Regions from separate parts of the Homo sapiens genome. Here regions 1 and 2 are each linked to region 3. Evidence: chromatin loops called from intact Hi-C (ENCODE). Cell type or tissue: heart right ventricle. All regions are shown on one strand. Region 1 overlaps TGFBI (transforming growth factor beta induced). Region 2 has its middle 23 kb from the start of LECT2. Region 3 overlaps SMAD5 (SMAD family member 5).

The links. Peaks named below come from ENCODE experiments on the same cell type or tissue, not always from the same donor. Only the 100,000 strongest peaks of a DNase experiment are listed, where the experiment ranks them.
Region 1: it touches region 3 in a loop (4-fold over the local background); 33 of 110 quality-filtered maps call a loop at or near these places.
Region 2: a loop joins it to region 3, with 2.6 times the contacts of the local background. A loop is called at or near these places in 7 of 110 quality-filtered maps.

The regions. Positions count from the first base shown.
Region 1 is chr5:136,060,510-136,068,509 of GRCh38, reverse strand. TGFBI (transforming growth factor beta induced) reads right to left here. Exons shown (of 17, transcript NM_000358.3): 14 at 7,574-7,676; 15 at 6,931-7,010; 16 at 5,823-5,847; 17 at 4,692-5,324. The coding sequence ends at 5,284. Among named protein-coding and RNA genes, the nearest start is that of TGFBI, 36 kb to the right of the region's middle. RefSeq lists a silencer at 5,733-5,832. In heart right ventricle, CTCF peaks have their summits at 1,455, 3,786 and 5,726 (motif pointing right); DNase peaks (open chromatin) are centred at 1,609, 3,779 and 4,159; H3K27ac peaks cover 3,686 bases.
Region 2 is chr5:135,973,853-135,981,852 of GRCh38, reverse strand. No RefSeq gene overlaps it. Among named protein-coding and RNA genes, the nearest start is that of LECT2, 23 kb to the right of the region's middle. RefSeq lists an enhancer at 6,066-6,567. In heart right ventricle, a CTCF peak has its summit at 4,246; a DNase peak (open chromatin) is centred at 4,252; H3K27ac peaks cover 3,903 bases.
Region 3 is chr5:136,170,300-136,178,299 of GRCh38, reverse strand. SMAD5 (SMAD family member 5) reads right to left here. Exons shown (of 8, transcript NM_005903.7): 6 at 5,645-5,866; 7 at 3,668-3,924; 8 at 1-963. The coding sequence ends at 820. Among named protein-coding and RNA genes, the nearest start is that of SMIM32, 19 kb to the left of the region's middle. In heart right ventricle, a CTCF peak has its summit at 4,050 (motif pointing right); no DNase peak of the experiment used is centred here.

The DNA.
Region 1 (8,000 bases), 110 kb after region 3:
AACTTCATCTAAATTAAAGATGTTTATGCATCAAAGGACACTGTCAACAGAGTAAAGAGGCAACCCACAGAATGGGAGAAAATATTTGAAAATCATATATCTGATAAGGAATCAATATCAGAATACATAAAGAACTCCTAAAATGTAATAACTAAAAAAGAAAAAAAAATTTTTTAAATGGGCAAAGGAATCAAATAGACATTTCTCCAAAGAAGAAATATAAATGACCAATAAGCACATGAAAAGAGGCTCAACATCACTAATCATTAAAAAACAAAACAAAATCAAAACCACAATGAAACATCACTTCACATTCAATAGAATGGTTATTACCAAAAACCAGAAAATAACAAGTATTAGAGAGGATGTGGAGCAACTGGAATCCTTGTGCACTGTTGGGGGGAATGTGACATAGTGCAGCCACAATGGAAACACTATAGCAATTCCCCCCCCTCCCAAATTAAAAATAGAATTACCATATGATTTATCAATTCGACTTCTGGGTATAACCAAACTAATTTAAAAGAGGGACCAAACTAATTTAAAACAGGGACTCTGACAGACATCTGTACACCCACATTCATTGCACCGTTATTCACAAGAGCCAGAAGGTAGAAACAAGCCTAATGTACATCAAAAGATGAGTGAATAAACAAAGTGAGTGGTATATATATGCAATGGAATATTATTCAGCCTCAAAAATGGAGGAAATTCTGACACACACTACAACATGGATAAGCCTTGAAGATATTATGCTAAGTGAAATAAGCCAGTCGCAAAGAACAAATACTGATTCCACTTACATGAAATACCTAGAGAACTCCAATTCATAGAGACAGAAAATAGAACAGAGATTATCAAGGGCAGAAGGGAAGGGAGAATGGGTAGTTAATGTTTAATGGAACAGATCAGTTTTGCAAGATGAAGAGATTGGTTGCACAACAATGGGAAATGTACTGAATACCACTGAATTGTATACTTAAAATAGTTGAAGTGGTAAATTCTATGCCATGTATATTTTACTAAATATAAAATATATATCTGATCATTGCACACCCCTCTCTATCTCCCTCCCCCAACTAAAACCCTCCAGTGGCTTCTCATTGTCTTAAGGATAATGTCTAAAATTCTTAATACTAATTATGATAGTACTTAGCCTATGAGGCCCAGTACAGTCTAGCTCCCAAACCTCTCACCAGAGGAATTGTCTCTCTTCTCTCTAGCCACACAAAACTCTCTCACATTTTCTCAGAGCCTTTATGACACTGTTCTTCAGACTGAATTCTCTTCCCCACCCTCTTCATTCTTCAGGTCTCAGTGACCTCCATCGCCTCCCCAAGTGATGGGGAGCTCCAGCACTGCAGGGACTGTTAGGGCCTGCATGGGTGACAGGGTGTAGCAGCTCCAGGGAGCCTCCTCTAACAGGCCTGAGGCCAGAGCTCCAGCTGCTGCCTTCCACCTCCAGGTCCTGGAGTCCTCTCCCCAACCACAAGTGGGTGTGCTGTGCCTGTTTTCTCTGCCTAAGGCTGTGTCTTCGGTTTCCCATGCAGGGGTGTGTGTGCATGCATGCATGTGTGTGTGTGTGTGTGTGTGTGTGTGTTTGTGTGTGTGAATGAATGTGCGTGTGTATAGAGGTTGTCCCAGACTCCTCCCCTCTCCACCCACCACTTATTCTCTGGGCTGGCTCTCTGGCTTTCTGGAATGGATGAGTTTCTTTCCCTGCCAGATAGGGATGGCCCAAGGTGGCCTCATTTGACTTCTCTGGACAGGGCTTCGGGCCCATCCCTCATTCCATGACTTTCTCTCCTGGCTTTGAAAAGAGTTCTGAGCATAATATTCCAGGCATCTCTTCTAAGAGCATAACACTGAATTATGCTTTCAAGCACAGAGGTATTTTCCTCTCTTTTTTTCCAGACATGAGTTCTGGGGCACTCGTGGCTATTGCTAATTCTTAATGCCCTGGCACCATAGAAACAAGTTATGTTCTAGGCTGTGCAAGCAGAGACCTGGCCTGCAGGGGCTTCTCTGGAGGGTAGGGGGTTTTGAGCCCTTCTGACCACCTGGCATTCATGTCTGCTTGTCCATGGCTGCCTTGACTACCCCTCCTGGCCTCTGGTATAGTTGAGCAGAAGGGAGAAGCGTGGTTAAGAATGGCTGGATTTGTGTTTCAGCCTCTTCTTATTCTGTGACCTGGCAAACTACTTTAGCTCTCTAAGCTTCTATTTCTGCAGCAGTAAAATGAGAATTTTAATAGTACTTACCTGTGTCATAGTATCAGTGCAAGTAATAGAAAAAATAATGCACATAGGTGCATAGCCCAATACAGCAGGCCTCTCTGGCCCCATGGCTGAGCTGGCCTCTCAGTTGGCCAATGTGGCCAGGTTTAGGCCACCCCTGTCCCCTGTGTGGGAAAGGCATACCCCATCCTGGGAGGCCTCAGGGCCCAATGCTGAGGGTCTTTGCAGTCCTCTCTACATCCCAGAAAGCTTTGTATTCCCAGAGTGACAGCAAAGACAGAAGTGGACTAAGAAGAGCCCATTCCCCTTCTTCCTCTCCTTCCATTTCCTTGGTTGGGGCTCAGTGGTCAGGGCTCAGGCAAGGCCTGGGCAACCTCCTTCTAGCTTGGGCTACCCTCTGGCCTTCTGATGGGGTGAGGCACACCTCCCTCCCCAAAATCACCCACCCCTGGAAACACACAGTGCTGGCCCCTCAGCTCTAAGGGTCCATCCTCCAGATGGCAGCCCTAATGAATGCTTAGCCCGAGTCTTCATGAGAAAAGAAGGGGTATGGATGGTTAGGAACCAAAAAAGGGAATCTGACCTTCTTTGGTGGGAGGGGAAGGCTGCGCCTTGTCCTCAACCACAGGGAGGATTTCTCTCCAGGGAGAGTTTGGAGCATAGAGTGGAGCCCACATTACTAGGGGGTGGGGCAAAGTCAGGGCAGGGAGTGGCAGGGACAAATGAAGGGGAGAACTGGAAACACACATCTTAGTGTTTGGCATTTATAATGGATCCTGTAGTGATTTTTACTTTAAATTTAAGGGTCTTTAAAACTTATGCTGATCACCTCTTTGGTTTCCGAGGTCATCTTGGTAAAGTGCAGTGTGTGTATTTTAGGTGCTCAAAGTGAAGCATAGCATAGGATACCCAGCATGAGCAAGGCCCTCACTAGCCGCCCAAGCCCGCATGGCTGCAGGGGAGGTGGGAACAGCAGGACAGAGCTATGGGAGAGTGACGGGAACTGAATTCACACCCAAGGTTAAGCCTTACCTCTCAGGACACCTTCTCCCTTGGTCCCCTAGCCTGATGCCTTCACCTTCAGGTAAGTTCCTTCCATTCCTCTCATCTCTTCCCACTTCTGGGAGCTCCTGGGCATTCCTGCTTCCAAATCCTTCATTATCTGTCACAGAACCACAGTGCTATCCTCAGAGTCACTAAGAACACACAGGCTGTAGTGCCATTATCTGGTTGACAATTCTCTTCCCCCCCATCAGTAGAGAAGCCTCATGAGAATGACATGTCTATTCCCCAGGGTCTAACATGGGGGTGCACATAGGTAGCCCTCAACAAATATTTGTGGAACCAATGGATGAATGATTTTAATGGATTGATGTCATATCTCTCTTTCCTCAGACTGGAAGCTATTTAAGAGAGGGCCTCTGTCTGCCACTACCATTGCTGTATTCCCAGCAGCAGTGGACTGACCAGCAGTAGTGCTGGGGATATATCTTTGGGTCATTGGTTCCATGAAGTGAAATGAGCTCCGCCTGCTGGAGTGAATCAGCCTTGGCAGAGATGGGTGTGGGTGGGAAGGAGGTCTGTCCCATTCTCTAGGAAAGTGGGCCAGCCCACCTGTGGGAAAGACACAAATAAAGGCTCTCTGGCGCATTGATCCTGAGCAGTCCCAGACGGCAGGATAAAAATAAGGCCACCTAATGTTGTACCAAGCATTTTATATAGATCATCTCATTTCATCCTCACGATGGACCCATGAAGTAGATGTGACGGTCATCTCCCTATTACAGAAGAGGAGACCCTGGGAGGTCACATGACTGGCCCCAGGCCACACAGGTAGGGGGCAATGGCACCACAACCACATGATATCACCTCTCAGAGTCCTGAGGATATTCTAGATGCCAGAGATTACGGGAGCCGGGGAAGGAATCTGAATGTGGGTTGGCACAGAGGGGATGGGCCTGGAAAACCTGGACTTATGCTGTTGTCAGTGGTGGTCACTGAGAGTCAGGAGGTGTGAGTTCCAGTCCCAGCTCAGCTATTTTACGTGCTGCTGGTGGTTCTCCCTTCCCTGGGCCTTGGTCTCCTCATCTGCATAATGGGATTATGCTGGCAACCACTTCACAGGTTGGTGCTGAGGACTCAAAAGTCCAGCACACAGGCAGGGGATCACCATGCTGGAGGGAAGGTACTTCCAAGTAATAAGAGGAATAAAGTGCGGGGTGAAGGCAACACTGAAAACTTGAAACCCCAGGACCGGAGGAGGGTGAAATAAAAACCTGTTTGGCAAAGACAGGCTCAAACCCCCATGAGCTGTCTGGCTGTCTGAGGGCTGGCTGCTGGAATCTCCCCAAAACCATCCCTCGGGGCTCCTTTCTGAGCTTCTCCAGAGCAGAATTGAGGTGTGGAGGAGCATGACGGCCTCAGGTCAGCACACTGTACCATGCACACAGGACGTATGTTTCTTTGGTTTTATTATTACAAACACACCATGGCTCTGTCACAATAGGGAAATCTAAGCTCTACATACCATTTCTTTTCTACCTGGACAGGGCCCCATAAAAGCCTCCAAGCCACGTGTAGATGTGAGACACATTTGACAGAACATTTCAACTCATAGCTTATAATGATGCCATTTCTCCAGCTGTGCAAGGGCTTTACAAAAACTGTGCCAGGACTTCCCATGAGGCTGGATTGCTTGATTCATGTTTTATGAGCCCCACAATACTGAAGCTCCTTTTCCAGGGACTTGGCATAGGCAGTCAATTCCACATTTGGGATAGGTCCTCTCTGGAAGTGAATGTCAGGCAGTGACATCCAAGTTTCTGCATGCAGTGGGTTAACAGCCATGTTTAGGGGGAACATGATTTAAAAAGTACATCTCTCTCCCTCCTCCCCCACATGCACAAGGCTCACATCTCATTATGGTGCGGCCCATGTACATTAAAGTGTGATACTTGGTTTTGAAAACATTCAAACAGTCTCTGTGGAAATCTGAGAGAAATTGGCGGAGAGCTGCCGTGGTGCATTCCTCCTGTAGTGCTTCAAGCTAATGCTTCATCCTCTCTAATAACTTTTGATAGACAGGGGCTGAAAAAGAGAAGTTGGTAACGTCAAATAGGTGCAGATCTCCCCATGTCTGTCTAGGACACTGTCAGAATCTCAAGGACCAGGGCCAAGCAGCCTCCTTCTGCCATGCTCTCCTGCACATAGCAGGTGCTTTGTGGTTTGTGAAACTTCACTCTTTACTCAAGGCCCGATGTTCTGGTTTTCTGTACCTATCAACTTGGAACTAGATCCTCACCATGGGTTCCTGCCAAGCCCTTTGCAATATTCCCAGACTTCCTAAGCTGAAAACTCACCTTAACCCTAAAAGGTTGTTACTCTTATTATCCTCATCTTACAGAGAAGGAAATGGGGTGCTCTGGGTCTGACCCCAAGTCACCCTGCTGTTCTGACTCCAAAGGCCAGGCTTCTTTTACTGCACCATGATGTTCTTATCTATATACAGCAGATGGCAGGCTTGGGCTTGCTTGGGGGTAAGGCCTAAACAGGTCTGCAATGACTTCAAACCCAGACCAGACTCACCTAGTCGCACAGACCTCTGGGAAGCCTGAAAGAAAACACAAGGTGTCAGGTTTTCTAGTGAAAGTTATACCTGCAACTGCTTATGACAATGGCTTTGCCCATTGCCACCCCTACTCAGAAAAAATGCTGGGGCGAGGAAGAGGAAGGGGAAGGTGGAACTTATAGGCACCAGGGAGTTCCTCAGGTGGCCTTGGCAGACATAAGTTGTGCAAGCCCCTATCAAGTGTGCCTTCAGGTGGACATTCCTAGGAGACCCCCAAGCCAGGCTTTCCCACTGAGACTACAGCCTAGAGTTGAGGGAGCTGGGGCTGCACAGAGGTGGCCTCAGGAGTAGAAGCTCAGGGCCAAGAATCCTTCTCGAGGGCACTAAGGAGACCCCTGTGTACAAAAGTAAAGTGACACAGTAAGCTCCAGGCCTCTGGGTTTAGGATGGCTCCCTGCAGCCTCTCCTCTTGAAGTGCAATCTTTCTGTAAGGCACTTCACATTCCCAAGAGGCTCCACCTGACCCGAAGTAGCAAAAGAGCCAAGTGGGGCACTGAGCACTGGGCAAGCTGGGGAGCAGGAAAGGAAGCTCAGAAAGAGCCAGAGAGGGTTTGAGAGGGAGGTGGGGCTGGGGCAAGGAAGGGATGGCTCCACACACATAGCGAGCCCAGTATCCCTGTATCCAGAATACATACAGTGCCCAGGAGAGCCCCAGCCTCACCCAGGATGGGCAATGCCATGGACAGCAGAAGAGTGACCCAGAGGCCCCGGCTCAGGGCAGGCCTGGCCACTGTAAGATGAACTTGGGATGGGCTGCCCTCTTGGGCAGATGGCTTCCAGAGCTATGTCTGTTCTCTCCAGCAGTGACTTCCCCATGATCTGAGGCTCAGAGGCCTCGGTGTGAAAGCCTGCGCTTTGGCCCATGAAAGCCAGGGAGTTGCCTTGGTTCTTTACTCTGAATTTGACACAGGCTGGGGCTGAGGATGCCTCAGTGGGAGTGGGGAGAAGTTTTAAGAGAGCCCTGGGGAGCAGCCAAGGAAGACAGGGGCTGGAGAGGCTCCTCTATGGCCCAAACAGAGGACCTGAGGCTGCTCAGGCTAGGCGCAAACCTAGCAGGCATCTTACCCTGGAAAACGCTGATGCTTGTTTGAAGATCTCAAGCGCAGAGTCTGCAAGTTCATCCCCTCTTTCCTGAGGTCTGTTGGCTGAAGAGGAAAGAAAAGGCAGGTTTGACCAGAGTGAAACCATTAGCATGTCATTCATAACAACCGTGACTGAGGGGCACTGGTGGGCTTTCTGGCTCACATTTCCAAAGACATGTTTTCTCCATAATGTTTCATAACTCATGGTAGAACTTGGCCCATGGGGAGAGAGCACCAAGAAAGGTGAATGCACACATGAGGAGAGGCAGGACTGAGGTTCAACTGCACTGGAGGCAAGGAACATACACTGAGGTGAGATGCTGTAAGAGGAGTGCTGGGAATCGCGCGGACAGCATCCACGCGAATACAGAAAACTGGGCTGTGTCCGAGGGGAGCTAATATAGCTGGGCAACTCCGCAAAGAGCAATGTGTCCTCACATTCCTTAGTGTGGTGCATTCAAAACCAACAGCTCCCAATTCACTCTGCAATCAGTCACATAGGCACAGTTTAACTATCACAATTACATGTTATTCTCATCATTGTTTAGAACAGTTTTTCTTCTCTCCACCAACTGCCACATGAAGAAAAGGACTGGCTGCAGAGTCAGTGGGGATGCGACACTTACCTGGAGGCTGCAGAACATTGGTGATGACATGGACCACGCCATTTGTGGCCATGATGTCAGGCTCGGCAACAGGCTCCTTGTTGACACTCACCACATTGTTTTTCTAAAAGAAAAACAGAGTAGTGGTTGAAAGTAGAGCATTTATTTATACATTTATATATTTATTTTATTCATTCAGCAAGTGTTTACTGAACAGTTTTCGTTTTTTTCCTTGTTCTTTGTTTTTGAGATGGAGTTTCAATCTTGTCGCCCAGGCTGGAGTGCAGTGGCATGATCTCGACTCACTGCAACCTCCGCCTCCTGGGTTCAAGTGATTCTCCTGCCTCAGCCTCCAGAGTAGCTGTGATTACAGGCATGTGCCACCACGCCCAGCTAATTTTGTATTTTTAGTAGAGATGTGGTTTCACCACGTTGGCCAGGCTGGACT
Region 2 (8,000 bases), 200 kb after region 3:
TAGGGATGCATTCTGCTTCTGCAGGCTGGCTGAAACAGACTACATGTGTCTTAGCCAATTTTGTGCTGCTATTATAGAATAGCAAAGGTGAAGTAATTTATAAAGAACAGAAATTTATTTCTCACAGCTCTGGAGGCTGGGAAGTCCAAGATTAAGGTGCCAGCAGGTTCAGTTGTTTGATGAGGGCCCAGTCTTTGCTCCCAAGATGGCAACTTGAACAAGTGCAAGTCCTCACATAGCAGAAGAGTCCAAACCCACTTCTGCAAGCCCTTTTTGTAGCGGAATTAATCCACTCATGAGGACTCTGCCTCCTATTAGGCCCCATATCCCAACACTGTTGTATTAGGGATTAAGTTTCCAATACATGAATTTTGAGGGACACATTCAAACCATAGCAATGTTCTATTTAGGAGACCAAGATTATGTGACTTGATAAAAAAATACAAAACTCTAGGCCAGGCACAGTAGCTCACACCTGTAATCCCAACACTTTGGGAGGCCAAGGCAGGCAGATCGCTTAAACTCAGGAGTTCGAGACTAGCCTGGGGAACACAGTGAGACCCCATCTCAACAAAACATACAAAAATTAGCCAGGCATAGTGGTGCACGCCTTTAGTTCCAGCACTCAGGAGGCTGAGGTGGGAGGATCACTTGAGCCCAGATGGTCAGCTGAGATCACGCCACTGCTCTCCAGCCTAGGTGACAGACTGACACCCTCTCTCAAAAATAAATAAATAAATAAATAATGCAAAACTAAAATATATACCGTTTACAAGAGCTGTGTCTAAAACACAGAGACACAGAAAGATTGTAAATAAAGGGTTGAAAAAGATAACAGGGAAACCACTAGGTTAATATTCAAAGATAAAGGACTTTAAGGTAGACTGCATTATCAGAGATAAATAGTGACATTACAAAAAGCTAAATTATTCAACTCAGAGGATGATGTCACTATTCTAAAATTGCATGCATCTAATAAAAGAGCCTCAAAATATAAATGCATGAATCAAGTTTCCAACACTAACAGAAACAGAAATGTGCAATCATAGTGGGAAATTGTTACACAACTATTTCAACAACTGACAGAACAAATAAACAAAAATCCAGTAGAGATATAGAAAATATAAACAACGTGATTAGCAAACTGACAGAATGGACACATTTTCTACATTGCATACCAAAAATGTAAAAGATGCACATGGAATATTTACAAAACACTGACCAAGTGGTAGTTACATAGAGCTTTCCTTTTTGATAAATCATCGAACTGTACATTTTCATTTTATGCACATTACTGTTTGTGTACTGTTTCTCATAATAGTCTGGAAGTTCCCTGTCTAGAACTATTAAGACCCTCCATGGTGTCAAAGACACAGGCTCTTTCTACCTTGTTATTCCACTATATATATCTTCCATTTTTAAGGCGATCTCCTGTCCAAATGCCTGCTCAAATTTCTAGCCATTGAAACACATCCCAATCACAGGAAGGAGAAAAAAGGAAGCGAGGGGATTCACAACCTCCCTTTAAAAAACCCTTTGTAGAATCTGCAGGTACTATTTCTGCTTATATCTCAGTAGCCAGAACTTAGTTACTTTCACACCTAGCTCAACAAAAATTTGAGAATGGAGTCTTTATTTCAGTTGCCATGTGCCCAGAAAAAAATAAAATAAAATAAAGGGAGGACGAAGATTCTATTGCTACACAAGAGAGATAAAAATGTTACCTAGATATTAAAATAAAGGGGGATTTTGATCTTGTTTAATGGATTTTTCCCTCAGACCCAGACAATCGTCAACATAGAAAAAGACAGATTTTACTCCCAAGGACTCCTCTTTGCCTATATTCCTTTTGTGTAGTATGAGGGGGGATTGAATGGGTCAGGGAGAAACAGGCAAGTTTATTTACTTGACTTGGCTTTATAATTGCACCCATACCCTAAACATACTACTTTTAATGAATAGGCTGCAGAGGTCTTGCTTTTTTGAGTTAAGATGAGTGAGTTGCATGGAAACTGAGGTCATTAATAAATACAGCATCTATTCCAAGTATGATGTCCAAGTCTAAATCAAACACAACTGTTGAAAGGCCAGATGTTATTCCCATTGCTATATTTCAGTGTTTTCCTGGAAGTGATCTCACCCTGATGGTAATGCCGTTGTCCAACTGTGTATGCTATTTATATCTAGAACCCCAGCTTTCAGGTTTAAAATGCACCAAACTGCAAATAGCTATTGCTTTGAGTGCTGAGCCTGTCATGGGGAATTTAAGAAGAATCCTTGAGTTGTGATGTGCTAACTTGGATGGCTATCAGGAAGGAAAGAATTTATGTAACTTGTAAACATGTAGATATATTGTGATAGAGTTCTAATGCATGGCTCTGAGAAGCACCTTCATTCATATTCACCAATGCAGGGAATCAAAGACTTCACTGTCCCCTCTGTGAAGAAGAAATTTAACTGCAATTAATTATCTCCTACAGACTAAAAAGTGTATAATCCCAAAGACCAAAGGAACATTTAGTCAGAGCCATAAACAATGCCAATACTTAAAAAGAAAACACTCTCAGAAAAAAGTGTGATGATGCCTTTTATCTGGTGTATTAAAACAAGAAAATACACCAGATAAAAAGCATCATAACACTTTATTTATTTATTTATTTACTTATTTATTTATTTATTGCTGAGATGGAGTCTTGCTCTATCGTCCAGGCTGGAGTACAGTGGTGTGATCTCTGCTCACTGCAACCTCCACTCCCTGGGTTCAAACAATTCTCCTGCCTCAGCCTCCAGAGTAGCTGGGATTACAGGTACCCGCCACCACACCCAGATAATTTTTGTATTTTTAATAGAGATGAGGTTTCACCATGTTGGCCAGGCTGGTCTCGAACTCCTGGCCTCAAGTGATCCACCCACCTCAGCGTCCCAAAATGCTGGGATTACAGGTGTGAGCCACTGCGCCTGGCCCACACTTTAAAATTTGGAGGCAAAGAGAGTCATCACGAGAAAATAATCTGTTTTTGAAGAATATCATAGACTTTTTTTTTTACAAATAATTTGTAAAATATTTTGGTTTATGCATTCATCTCACAAAAACATTATTTGTATAGAGGTGATTACGATGCAGTTACTAACACATCTATAGCTGCATACACTTTTAATAGTACATTTACATAATAGATGTGAAATAGAACATTTAGCTGGCTCCTATGAATATCAACATGAAGACAACTAGTGCGTAAGACTGATAAAAAAAACAAAAGCTAACATTCCTGAGGTACTTCCTATCAGGCAGGTTCTGTGCTAAGTGGTTTATATGCTTTATCTCACCCAATGGGAGATTCTACTATGGTCTCCAATTTCAGCAGAGGAAAGGGAGGTGTGGGAAGGGGATGTTACTTGCCCAAATCCTTGTGGCTCTTGAGAAGTGGAGCTGGGACTTGAGTCCAGGTCTGCTGGCTCCAGATCCTGTCTCTGTAGCACCAGATGGCACGGCCTCGGATTAAGTGAGACATACATGCTATGAGAGCTTCGTCCACTGCTTGACCCATACTGAGCAGCCAATAAAGGCTTACACAAAAGCAGACTAAGGCAGGCTGCAATCCACACCCCATCCACAGCACTGAAGGCTCCCAGAGCACAGTTAAGGTAATGAAAGGTGCTGGGAACCTCTGGTTGAGGGTCCCTTTTTGGTGCTACCTCTGCCTGTCAGTTATCTACGAGTTTCAACCCTGCCTAAGTCACTGAGGGGCTGGATGGCTACGGGACCAATCCCTTCTTTCTGGACTGGACTTTCTTCTGTAAAAGAAGAGGATTTGACTAGAACGATTCCTAAGCTTTCTCCCCGCTCTGAACTTCTACCACCCAAGTCATCTCTAAGCTTTTGCGTGTGAAAATTAGTCCAGAAGCCCAGGGAGGCCCGTACCCGCCCTGAACATGTAGGAAGGGATTAACCATCCTAATAAAAAAGACAGCAGTGCTCTATGAAGATCAGCATTTTCCACCAAGGATGAACTTTGTTTCAATGGCAACAGGCCATGGTGGCAAAACTGCAAACTTCTAGTGTGGGCATGACTCAAAACCAGAGGGCCAGGGCAGACCTTTAGAATAGCTGATGGAATCGAATTATTCCACCGACTTTCACAATCCTGGCCATTTCAGCCCCACATGCGTCAGTCAGGATTGGAAATTGACGCAGGCTGTGGGGCTCTGGAGTGCTGAGGCAGAAGCGCCGAAGTCCGCTCAGCGGCGCCCACTAGCGGAAGGCCACAGAGCGGCGGTGCAACGGGACGGCTCAGGGCTCCAACTGCTCTGCACTGTGAAGCTGCAAGTCCTCCCTTGCATCATCGCACAGGGAAACGGAGGGAGAAAGGCCACCAGCTCCTTAGAGGCAGAGTTGACCTCTTGGCGGCCATTATGGTCCATGAAGAAATTCCCTCTGTACAATACACTAATTTTTCTTCATCATAACCTAACACATAGTATTTATTTATTGCAAGATGCTGGTCACCGTATTAAAAGATAATACAAATTTATTCAATTTTTTAATCCAAGAAAATGTAAAACATCTGAAGAAAATCTTGGTTCTTTTGATTCTGTCATAGTTTAATAACTGTGCAAATGAATGCTTGGGATCCCTGCTCCCATGAATATTTTATTAGGGGCAAATGGTTTATAGAGATAATATTGGAAATAAGAATTATTTGACAGATATTTTAAACATTTCATGGGTGACTGGGACGCATATTGCAAATTCTCAAACATCAAAAATCTGACAAAGTTCACCAAATAGTCTCAAAATAAGTTTATGGTAGTAATGTCATTTATTTACTGGATAACTAACCAACACTTAAAAAAGTTAAGCATGTTTGGGTTAAAGTAGCGTTTGACCATGTTAGGGAAGCCCAGTTCTTATCCTTAGAGAGGTTGCATTCTCACAGGTAAATGAGATCTATACAAAGGATACAACATAAGACTATAATTCTGAAATAATTTAAGTGTCCTAGAAAAATGTTCTGAAGGAGTTCAGAGAAGGAGTGCAGAAAATCTAAAAACAAGTAGGAGAACCTCATGGAGTGAGTAGGACTTGAGTTGAAACTTAAAGGATGGGAAGGGCATTTAAGTAGAAGGGAAGGAAGAGAAGAGCGTGTTCGGGGTAGTCAAAACTCATAAGGACGTATGGTGATGATTGGTACAGGAAGGTGTTTCAGGAAAGAAAGTGGGTATTCAGAGCCCTCCTGCCATGGCTTACCTCATTTATGGCTTTAGCCTCTAAAACTTCTCCCTTGTTGTCAGTTGGCTTCTTTCTTGCCTTTTATTTATTTATTTGCCTCTTTTCTAGTCTAGAACTCATGGTCAAGCTTGCTGAACATGTGCTTTAGCGACCTTGCTACCTCCTTGTGCTGTGGCTCCTGGGCAGCCAAACACTAGAGGAGAGGGCGCTGGGAAGCCAGGCTGTGTGGCAATTCTTTTGACCAGTTGCCATACATCAGCTGCAGTGACCAGCCCAAACGTGTTTAACTCAAACTCACATTCATTTCCTCGCCATCCTCACACCTTCTACTTACCTCATCTCGGGAGACTGGGGCTATTCTACATGAGCTCCCCAACGTACCTCGTCTCCACTTTAAATTGTTTCTTGATTTTCATTCTTTCTTCACCTGTGTCCCAAACCACTCCCTCGCATTTACACATCACCTCCTCAGGTGAGGCTCAATCGTTAGGTCCTCTGACTCTCCCATTTGAAGTGTCTCACAAAGGAGAGCACTGTCTTTGCTTTCAGGCATTCTGTGCTTTAGGTGAATGTGAAACATACAATGGAAAAATCTCTGTTACACGTATTCAGCCCCGGAGCTCCCGTGATTCCCAGAGAGTGGGTATTAGAAGTGATCCCAAAGAGACCGCCCCTGGGAAGGGAGAATGGATATAGATGACAGCCTCCTGGAGTCAAGGTCAAACAGTCATCACTTAACTTGTCTGAGCTTCAGTTTTAGCACAAGCAAAGAGCAAGAACAAATGAAGCAGTAAGTGCAGAAGCGAAAAGGTGCTTTGTTCTCTTTAAAAGAAGCACACTGAGGAATGAAGTCCCCTGAACTGCTAAATGGAAGATTTACATGCAATCCTTCTGCCTTTGGCGAGGCAAAGTTTTTTATTTTTTTAAACAACAAACTTTTGGGAAGAAAGGAACAAACTGCAACTTTTGACAATGAAAAAATATTCCAAAATATTTGATATTGAGCAACAAAAGCACTCAGCCATTTAATAGGTGATTGGTGTTTCAAAAACCATGGGTAAAAAAATCTCTTTCAGCTAACATGGCTCTTAAATGATCCATTGGAACAGGCTTTGTTATTCGTTATTGAAAATGTGGAGATCTCGCTAACCTGAGTTTCTCTCCCTTGGTGGGAGTCTCTCTGCTTGCTCCAGCATACCACCCACTCTTCGCTTTTCTCTGGTAGCCCTTCTGTTTCTGTATGGTTTGGCCCTGGGAAAATAAAGACACATGCAGAGTGCTCACAAAATGCAAAACATGCTAATGAATGTGGGAATTAGGGATGTTTCCCTGGCTCAATCCTTTCATTACGTCTTATTTTTCCTGTAACTCCTCATCAAAACTTTAAATTAAACAGGCCATATGGAAAAAGCTTTCAATGAGATTGTAATTAGGTATATAAAGCTTTCATAAATTAAACCAAGAACAGGAAATTTTTTTTGAAATCCCATGAAGGCACTCACAGCGGCAGGCTCCTATGGCACGCCAAGCTCTGCTCCTGTTCTAGTTCAACTCCTGAAGTCAAAGGACATAGTCAAAGTCTTGCTCCTGAACCAAAGGCACTACAATGGTTTGTTTGACGGTTAGCTCTCTGTGTCAACTTCGCTCCGCCATGGTACCTAGATATTTGGTCAAATGACAGTCTAAATGTCACTGTGAAGGCATTTGTAAGATGAGATTAACATTTAAATCAGTAGGCTTTGAATGAAGCCGATTACCCTTCATGATGTGAGTGGGCCTCATCCCATCAGTTGTAGGCAATAAGAGAAAAAAGATGGAAGGCCCCCAGGAAAGAGGGAATTCTTCCTCTAGACTGCCTTTAGATTCCAAGATGCAACATCACCTCCTCCCTGGGTCTCCTAGCCTGACACCTGCCCTGCAGAGTTTGGGCTTGCCACCTCCCACAACTGCATGAGCCAATTCCTTAACATAACTGTATTTATCTATCTACCTATCTATAAATATGTATAGCTCCTATTGGTTTTGTTTCTCTAGAGAACCCTAATACAGATGGGTGCTCTTTTGTTAATTGCAAGAGAAAACATCATCTCCAACAGAAAGAAACTGTCTGAACTTGAAATCACAGAAGATGTTTCCAGGCTAGGACTGTTACATTTTCCCTGAAAATTTCTGTTTACCCTGTTGCCTGGCTAAAGTTCAATTTAGGTAGGGTGATGCACTCTGAAGGTCACATTTTCTCTCTTTTATGTCCAGCAGATCCAACCAAGTTTCTTTCCTTGACAGTTCTTATTTAGCAATAACAGAAGGGATTGTTTTATATCTGATATATGTGCTCATAAAAAATTTTAAAGTAAACTTTGAAAACAGATAAAAACATGAATGTATTTAGTTCTTGCCCAAATGCTTTTAAACCTCCAATAATTAGTTCCCTATTCTCTCTCATAGCAGCCAGCAGAAATATTCCTGGAACAATTCCAGATCTCCCTAGAGTCAAATGAAATTCAGAAACTCCAACTTTATTGTTGGAAACAGGGAAGTAGGGGGCTTAGGCTTGGCTCCCAATGCCCTCTACAATGCTTCACAGGCTCAGTGAGCTACAGGACACCCAGCACTTCCTCCACTTGTCTCCCTTTTCCTGGGTCCATGCTCACCCTCATTCTCACCTCAGGGCTTGACCCCTCCCAGGTTCTCAGTCTTTACTGGCTTGCTTTCCTCCTTACCCACCTTCATGTTCTTTCTGTGCAGAGTTCAGTGGCATGCGCACTGCACA
Region 3 (8,000 bases):
TAGAGTTCTTGCAACATTGTCCAAAAGCAGCAAACATAGTTGAACAAGGCTGTGCATGCACTGTCACTAGCTATAAAGTAATGCTTATGACAGATTTTGAGTAAATGACATATACTTGAGATCAGTTATTTGCAAAAATTTTTTTAAAAAAGGAAATGTCTTACAAAAGATATATAGCATGAAGTCACATTACACTGAAGAACACTTATCTGTATTAAATGTAAATTTTATGTCATCTAGAAAACTATCATTTTGCTTTTACTGAACACTACCAGTTACAGCAGTGCATAGTGTTCATTCAAATAAAACTTTATAGTTTCTTTTAAGCCCCTACCATACACTTTTGCAAAACAATGAATTGTACTTTTTTTTTTTAAGTTGGTGGGACAAAGAAACTGGTAAAAGTACAGCTTCTGGAAGATCGAGAGTAGGAGGGAAAACTTACTCTTCACTGTATATGCCCTCTTATAAGCTACTATAATTTTTCATCATGTGATGCATTTTCAAATAAATTTAATAAAAAATTGTTAGGGCAATAAAGTAAAAGCATGTTCCAGTTTAAGATCAATGCCAAATTTCTGAACTGGGGCATAATACTTACTCTGCATCTTTTACAACACTTCTAAGAGTTAATCACATGAACATGAATACAAACAAATGTAGATTCATCACAAAATACAAATGTATTGGTCACAATTATGTAGAAAAAAATAAGCTGTAATATCTGTTTTCAATGTAAGCTCACAGTATCTGTACTCAAAGTTTCTCTAAAATTAAAACAAGTCCACTAACAATATAATTGAAAAGAATACTTCTGCATTATGAAACAGAAGATATGGGGTTCAGAGGGGAGCCCATCTGAGTAAGGACTTTATCCAGCCACTGAAGAGGCCCATGAAGATGAATCTCAATCCAACATGGGGTGCTGGTTACATCCTGCCGGTGATATTCTGCTCCCCAACCCTATGAAAATGAACAGATATCATCACAAATCCCTCTTTAAACTGTCAACCACTCTAAACCAATTTTACCATAAGAAAAAGATAGCTTTTAACAGTAGAGATATGTAGAAGTTACATAAAGAGAATAACTATCACAAAACCAGTCTTAGTATTCACCATGAAATTAAAAGACAACAGCTACATTATTTAAAGATTCATGAATTCTAAAATAATATATAATTCCCTTAAAAGAAACCCTTAGAGCCAGTTATAGTTCATAATTTTTTTTAATCTTAGAAAGGTAACACAGTACAGTATCTCATAATTAAAACAAATATTTCTGATCTGAGATACATTCTCCCTTAATGGGATAAATGCAAAATAGAAAATCACCACTAGAACACCACAGTAATAATTACTGTAGACAAGATATATTGAAGAATGCAAAAATTGTGGGTAAAATATAAAGGAGAAACAGTGTATTTACATAGCCCCAAAGAATCTGCCTGCAAATATTTATAAATACCATTTTCTCTTAATTTCTTTGTAAGACTTAATGACTATTTAAAGGAAAAATTTTAACTGTATTATAAGATATAATGTGCAGATGTAAAATTTATGAATAGCACAAAGAATAAAAGAAGGTAATTAAAACTCTTCAACAGCAAGGTTTTCATATTTTACATTCTAAAAATAGTACAATATTAACTCTAGGTAGATTGGGGTATGTTAAAGATAACGTGGTAATTCCTGGAGAAACCACTAAAAAATGTAAAGAGATGTCACTTAAATACTAATAAAGGAATCATATATAAAAAATCAAAATCAAAATCATAAATAGCCTCATGTAAGATCATGTCACATGTCAGAGTTTCTTTTTTTTTTTTTTTTTTTTTTTTTTGTGAGACAGAGTTTCTCTCTTGTTGCCCAGGCTGGAATGCAATGGCGCAATCTTGGCTAACTGCAACCTCCGCCTCCCAGGTTCAAACAATTCTCCTGTCTCAGCCTCCCTAGTAGCTGGGATTACAGGCACCCACCACCATGCCCGGCTAATTTTTGTATTTTTTAGTAGAGACAGGGTTTCACCATGTTGGCTAGGCTGGTCTCGAACTCCTGATCTCAGGTGATCCACCTGCCTTGGCCTCCCAAAGTGCTGGGATTACAGGTGTGAGCCACCTCACCCGGCCCAGGTTTTTTTTTTTAACGAAAAATTTTTTATTTTCAAGTTGTTTGAATATCAGATAAGGCATTGTAGATATTGATCAATACATGCATGTATAATTTAATGTGGCAGTCACATAGTGATTATCCTTTAAGGTTGGAAATTACTGGGATGAACTGAGCTGAAATCTTTAGCCTAAAACTGCAGATAAAAATTGAAATAGAAATTTTTCACTTTTATTTTCCTGGATTTATCAGGTTCTCTGGTTTACTGCTTATGGTAGTCTTGGCCCAGGAAAACTGGGTTGGGGAGGGAGGGCGGTCAGGGGAGTGAAGAACATTGGGGAGTGGAGATTAAAATAAATATGCAAAAGTCACATTACTGTACAAGAAGGCAGAAATACCTTCAGGGTAACCAGTAAACTGATGTATACAATAGATCTACAGCAAAGTATCATGAAAACACTGGACTGGGGCTGAATACCAAAAAGAAAAAAACCCATGCACAGCGTGTGACAGGTGCTCTTCTTGTGCTAAATTCTTAAGAACCATGTAGATACAGTACAGATTGCTTAAATATGTAGATACAGTACAGATTGCTTAAATACATGACTAAAATTCTTTTCAGATTTTAAGCACAAATCTTTGGAATGTCAATACAGTCAGGTGAAGAGAGTAGATGAAAAACTTGAAAAGTTCCTTTGAACTTTGCAAATCCTTAATATTAAGGTTGGTGGAAAAGTAATTGTGGCTTCTGCCATTACTTTTAATAACAGTACTTAGCTAGGAATGAAATAATTTTAGTATTCTAAAGAATTCTGCCAAGTCACCCTAATGAAATCTAGTAATAATAATCAAAACTGTTGAAGTTAAGAGACTCAAATAGCAATTTTAATATTAAATGCTGATATGATTTGGCTGTGTCCTCACCCAAATCTCATCTTAAATTGTAGCTCCCATAATTCCCACATGTTGTGGAAAGGACCCAGTGGGAGATAACTGAATCATGGGGGCAGTTTCCCCCATACTGTTCTCACAGTAGTGAATAAAGTCTCATAAGATCCGATAGTTTTATAAGGGGTTTCCCCTTTCATTTGGCTCTCATTCTCTCTTGCCTGCCGCCATGTAAGATATGACTTTGCTCCTCCTTCACCTTCCGCCATGATTGTGAGGCTTCCCCAGCCACGTGGAACTGTGAGTTCATTAAACCTCTTTTTCTTCATAAATTACCCAGTCTTGAGTATGTCTATTAGCAGCATGAAAATGGACTAATACAAATGCTTTCTAGAAATTTAGTCTTTTAACTAAAATTCCTTATAATCTCAGCCCCTATTCAATATCAAAATCAATATCAATCATGCATTTTATAATGTCTAGATTACAAAATGAAATCTTAGATCTATTATGTAGTTAAAATTACAAATTCAATAATTTTATTTAAAAACCTGTTAAATCAGGCCAAAAGCAATTATCAACTTTCATTTAACAATTTTTAAAAATTATAACCTAAAGTCATAATATACACATTTATAGTGACTCAAATTATGTTAGAGGTCACAACTCACCTTGACAAAACTCATCCGAATGGTACACATTTTGGTGAGCTCATATACTGCCTCAAACCCATGGTTGACAGATTGAGCCAGAAGCTGAGCAAACTCCTGATTGTTAAAAATTTTGAGGCTGCAGCTGCTGGGAATCTTACAGACAGTGGTGGGATGAAAGCCATGATGAAAGTTGCAGTTCCTACTCTGTACAAATATGCTGCTGTCACTGAGGCATTCCGCATACACCTCTCCACCAACATAGTACAGATGAACACCTTAAAAAGACAAACATCACAAGAGTCAGCTAAAAGAATCATTACAATGAAACCAAATAGACTGTATGGTGCAACAAAAGTACCCATTAATCCACAGCAAACTTCCAGCAGTCTTTAGACAGAAGTTACCACTAGATGGCCTTCTGCTGCCAAAGATAATCAAGAGGTTAATGTCTGCCTGCATCTACAAGAGAAGCCTCAAATAGGCAGCAGATTAAGTTATCCATTTTTAGGTTGTTCTCTTTTTCCTTTCCCAACAATCATTTATCATCTCTATGAGAGAAAGAGAGGGCTAAAAAAAAAAAACCCCAAATCATCTTTTGATGAGTCCTTTCAAATAAATCCTCAGTGCTATCAACTATCATAAACAGTCATTTGACAGACTTTTGCACTCTTTGTGCTAACAAAGAGGACAGCAACACTAAAAAAAAACCAAAGTTACATATATAATTTCAGGTCATAAGAAGAGCTTTGAAATGGCAGATTTATCTTACTTAAAATTTTTTTATATTTAAAAATATATATGTTCCTTTGCAAGATGTGAGGGCAAAAAAAATAAAAATTTTAAAAATATATAAATATGTGGAAATAGTTTTAACATTAAATATTCAAATTATATAACTAAAGCTAGTCACCTAGTATTTTCCCAACATATCCCTCCACCACCCCAAAACTAACCCATGAAAGAAAAGGTCCTAGAACTATATGCTGGGGAAAAAGAAAAAACTGATTCTAGAATTTCAAAATTCACAAAATAGATTTCCCTTAAATTACTTCTACTGTGATGGAAGAAAAAAAAAATCAATGCCTAGAAGTGAGGCACTTCACTGAAAAAACTAAGGCAAGTTGGCAGTAAACTCAAGACAATGAAAACTTTGTTTCGTAACTTATTTTTGGCCGCAGGATTTTTTTGAATCACTTCTATAAGAAATCCTATCACAATTATATTTATTTACCTTTTATTCCTATTTTGGACCAAGATGCCCTCAAGTTAAAGAAGCAAAATGCAGCAAGGGGTAAAAACAAAACTTCTCAAGAAACAGGCAATACACTTTACCTGGGATGGGTTTCCTTCCTGATCACTTGATGCATGAGACTTTGACATTTTATTGCAGTATGAAAAGGGCCCGGTTTGTTATGGCAACTATCTGCAGGATGAATTATTAATAAAACCTTATTGCCTAAATTTAAAAGATGGGAGCAGTGGTGGTGAAGCCACTGGAGTATCATTCACACTAGATTTCCCATTTCTAATTCCGCTCCTCTCACATCATGGTAACACTTACAAGTCATCTCAACCCAAAATACTCCACAAATACCTTAATTATAAAATTCTAATCCTTCACCAGCATTCATACACAATATTCCATAAATATGTGTTGTGTATTTACAATGAGGCACTCTTCTAGCTACTGGGGATACTGCTGTGAACAAAGCAAGTTCCTGTACAGCTTATGTTCCAGTCAGGGTAACACTCAAAAAACAAAGTGGTAGTATGATTTCAGATCCTTAGCACTGGGAAGAAACACTAAGCAGGACAAAAAAATGAGGGAACATCATGTCTTTATTTGATTAATACATTCTTCAATATCGGCAACTTAAGGCAGAGGCCACGTGTCAAACTTCTTTGTATGTTTCTAGCACCTTTCACAATGCATGGTTCATGGCAAGTACAACAAATGATTGAATTCGATTAAATGTAGGAAAATGACAAGATTACCTTTTCCAATATGTCGCCTAGTGTTTTCAATTGTCGAATTACGATTAACATTTGACAACAAACCCAAGCAGAATCTACTTTTGTTATTTGAAGGATCTGTGAATCCATCTACTAACACACTAGTAGAAGATGCATGAAAAGCTTCTCCAACACGATTGTTTAATTCATAGTAGACTATTGAACACCAATGTTTAGGCTCTTCATAGGCAACAGGCTGAACATCTGTGAACAAACCAGACACAGAAAGAGTTTAATACATATCAGAAACTCAGATTGTCCATGTGTTTATCTTTTAACCCAACCCAAGTATTACATGAAAAAGAAAATTTTCAGATATTTCACAAGTCTCACTGTCCTTCCTAGCTGTGAATCTATATCCGAAAACAAGCACTAGAAATCAGCTTGAATATGACAATTTAAAAAGTTATAGAAATACCAGGATCGGCAATAGTCGTAGCTTGCTCAGGCTATAAAATACCGTAAGGCTGAGTGGCTTAAACAACAGAAATTTATTTCTCACAGGTCTGGGGGCTGGGAAGTCCAAGATCAAGGTGCCAGAAGATTTGGTAACTAGTGAGGACCTGCTTCCTGGCTTGCAGACAGCTGCTTTCTCACTGTGTGCTCATATGGCCCCTCCTCAGTGCATGCTCTTAGAGAAAGATCTGTTTCTTTTCCTCTTCTTATAAGGGAACTAATCTCATTATGACAATCCCACTCTCAAGCCTAATTATTTCCATCTTCAAATACCATCACACTGGTAGTTAGGACTTCAACATATGAATTTTAGGGAGATTCAATATGGTCCATTAGCATTCCACCCCAGCAACCCAAAATTCACATCATTCTTACATGTAAAATACACACATATATTCTATCCCAACAGCCCCTGAAGTCTTAACTCATTTCCACATCAACTCTAATGTTGTAAACCCAGTATCATCCAAATATCATCTACATATGACATACGAGACTTGAGGCAAAATTCCTTTCCAGCTGTAAACCTATGAAACCAGGTAAGTTACGTGCTTATGGTGGGACAGACACAGGATAGACGTTCCCATTCCAAAATGGAAAAACAAAAAATAAGGGAGTGATGATGGGTCAAGGAAGCTGAAAACCTAGCAAAGCAAATTGCATTAGGCCTTAAGGCTGGAGAATAAACCTCTTTGGTTTGATGTTCTACCCTCCCAACCCTCTGGGTGGAGTGAGGAGGTGCCCAGGCCTTGGTTCAAAACATGAATTTTGGGACGACACAATTCAGAACATAGCAGCAACAACACATTTTTAATTGTTTTTCTAACATAAACTAATTCAGGTTTAAATTTGAGACAAAAAATTCTTTTTCAGAGACCTGAAGGATTTAACTATAATCAGTATCTGTAAAATTATTTTAAACAAAAAAGTTAAACTAAAAAACTAAGTGAGACTCAGCAAATTAGGAATAGAGGGGAACTTCCTCAGCTTGATACGGAACATCTACAGCTAACATCATACTTAATGGTAGGAAACTAGAAGGTTTTCTGCTAAGATCAAAAACAAAGCAAAGATGCCTCCTCTCCCACTTTTCAACATCATACTGGAAGTCCTTGCTAATGCCATAAATAAATAAAAGGTACACAGATAGGAAAGGAGGAAATTGTCTTTGTTTGCAAATTACATGATTGTCTATGTAAAAATAAGAAAGAACTGACCAAAAAATTCCTGGAACTAGTAAGCATTATAGCAAGGTTGCAGGATACAAGGTTAATAAGCAAAAGTTGATTGCTCTCCTATACAGCAACAATAAACAAATGAAATTTAAAATAAAAAAATTATAATTTACATTAGTATCCCCAAAATTAAATACTTAGGCACAAATATAAAAAAATAGGAACATGCTCTATGAGGAAGACTACAAAACTCTGATGAAAGAAATCAAAGAACTAAATAAATGGAGAAATACTGCACATTCAAGAATAAGACTCAATATCGTCAAGATAGCAGTGTTTCCCAGCTTAATCTATAGAGTAATAATGCCAATCAAAATCCCTGCAAGCTATTTTTTGGATATAGACAAAATGATTCTGTACTTTATATGGGGAGGTAAAAGCCTCAAAATAGCCAACACAATATCAAAGGAGAAGAATGAAGTCGGAGGACTGACACTACTTCACTTTAAGACTTACTATAAAGATACAGTAATCAAGATCATGATAAAATAAAAGAACAGACAAACAGATCAAAGGAGCAGAATAGAGTTTAGAAATAGACCCAAGTAAATACAGTCAACTGGTATTTGACAAAGGAGCAAAGACAATACAATGGAAGAAAAAAAAATCTTTTCAAAAAATGATACAGGAAACAACTGGACAGCTAC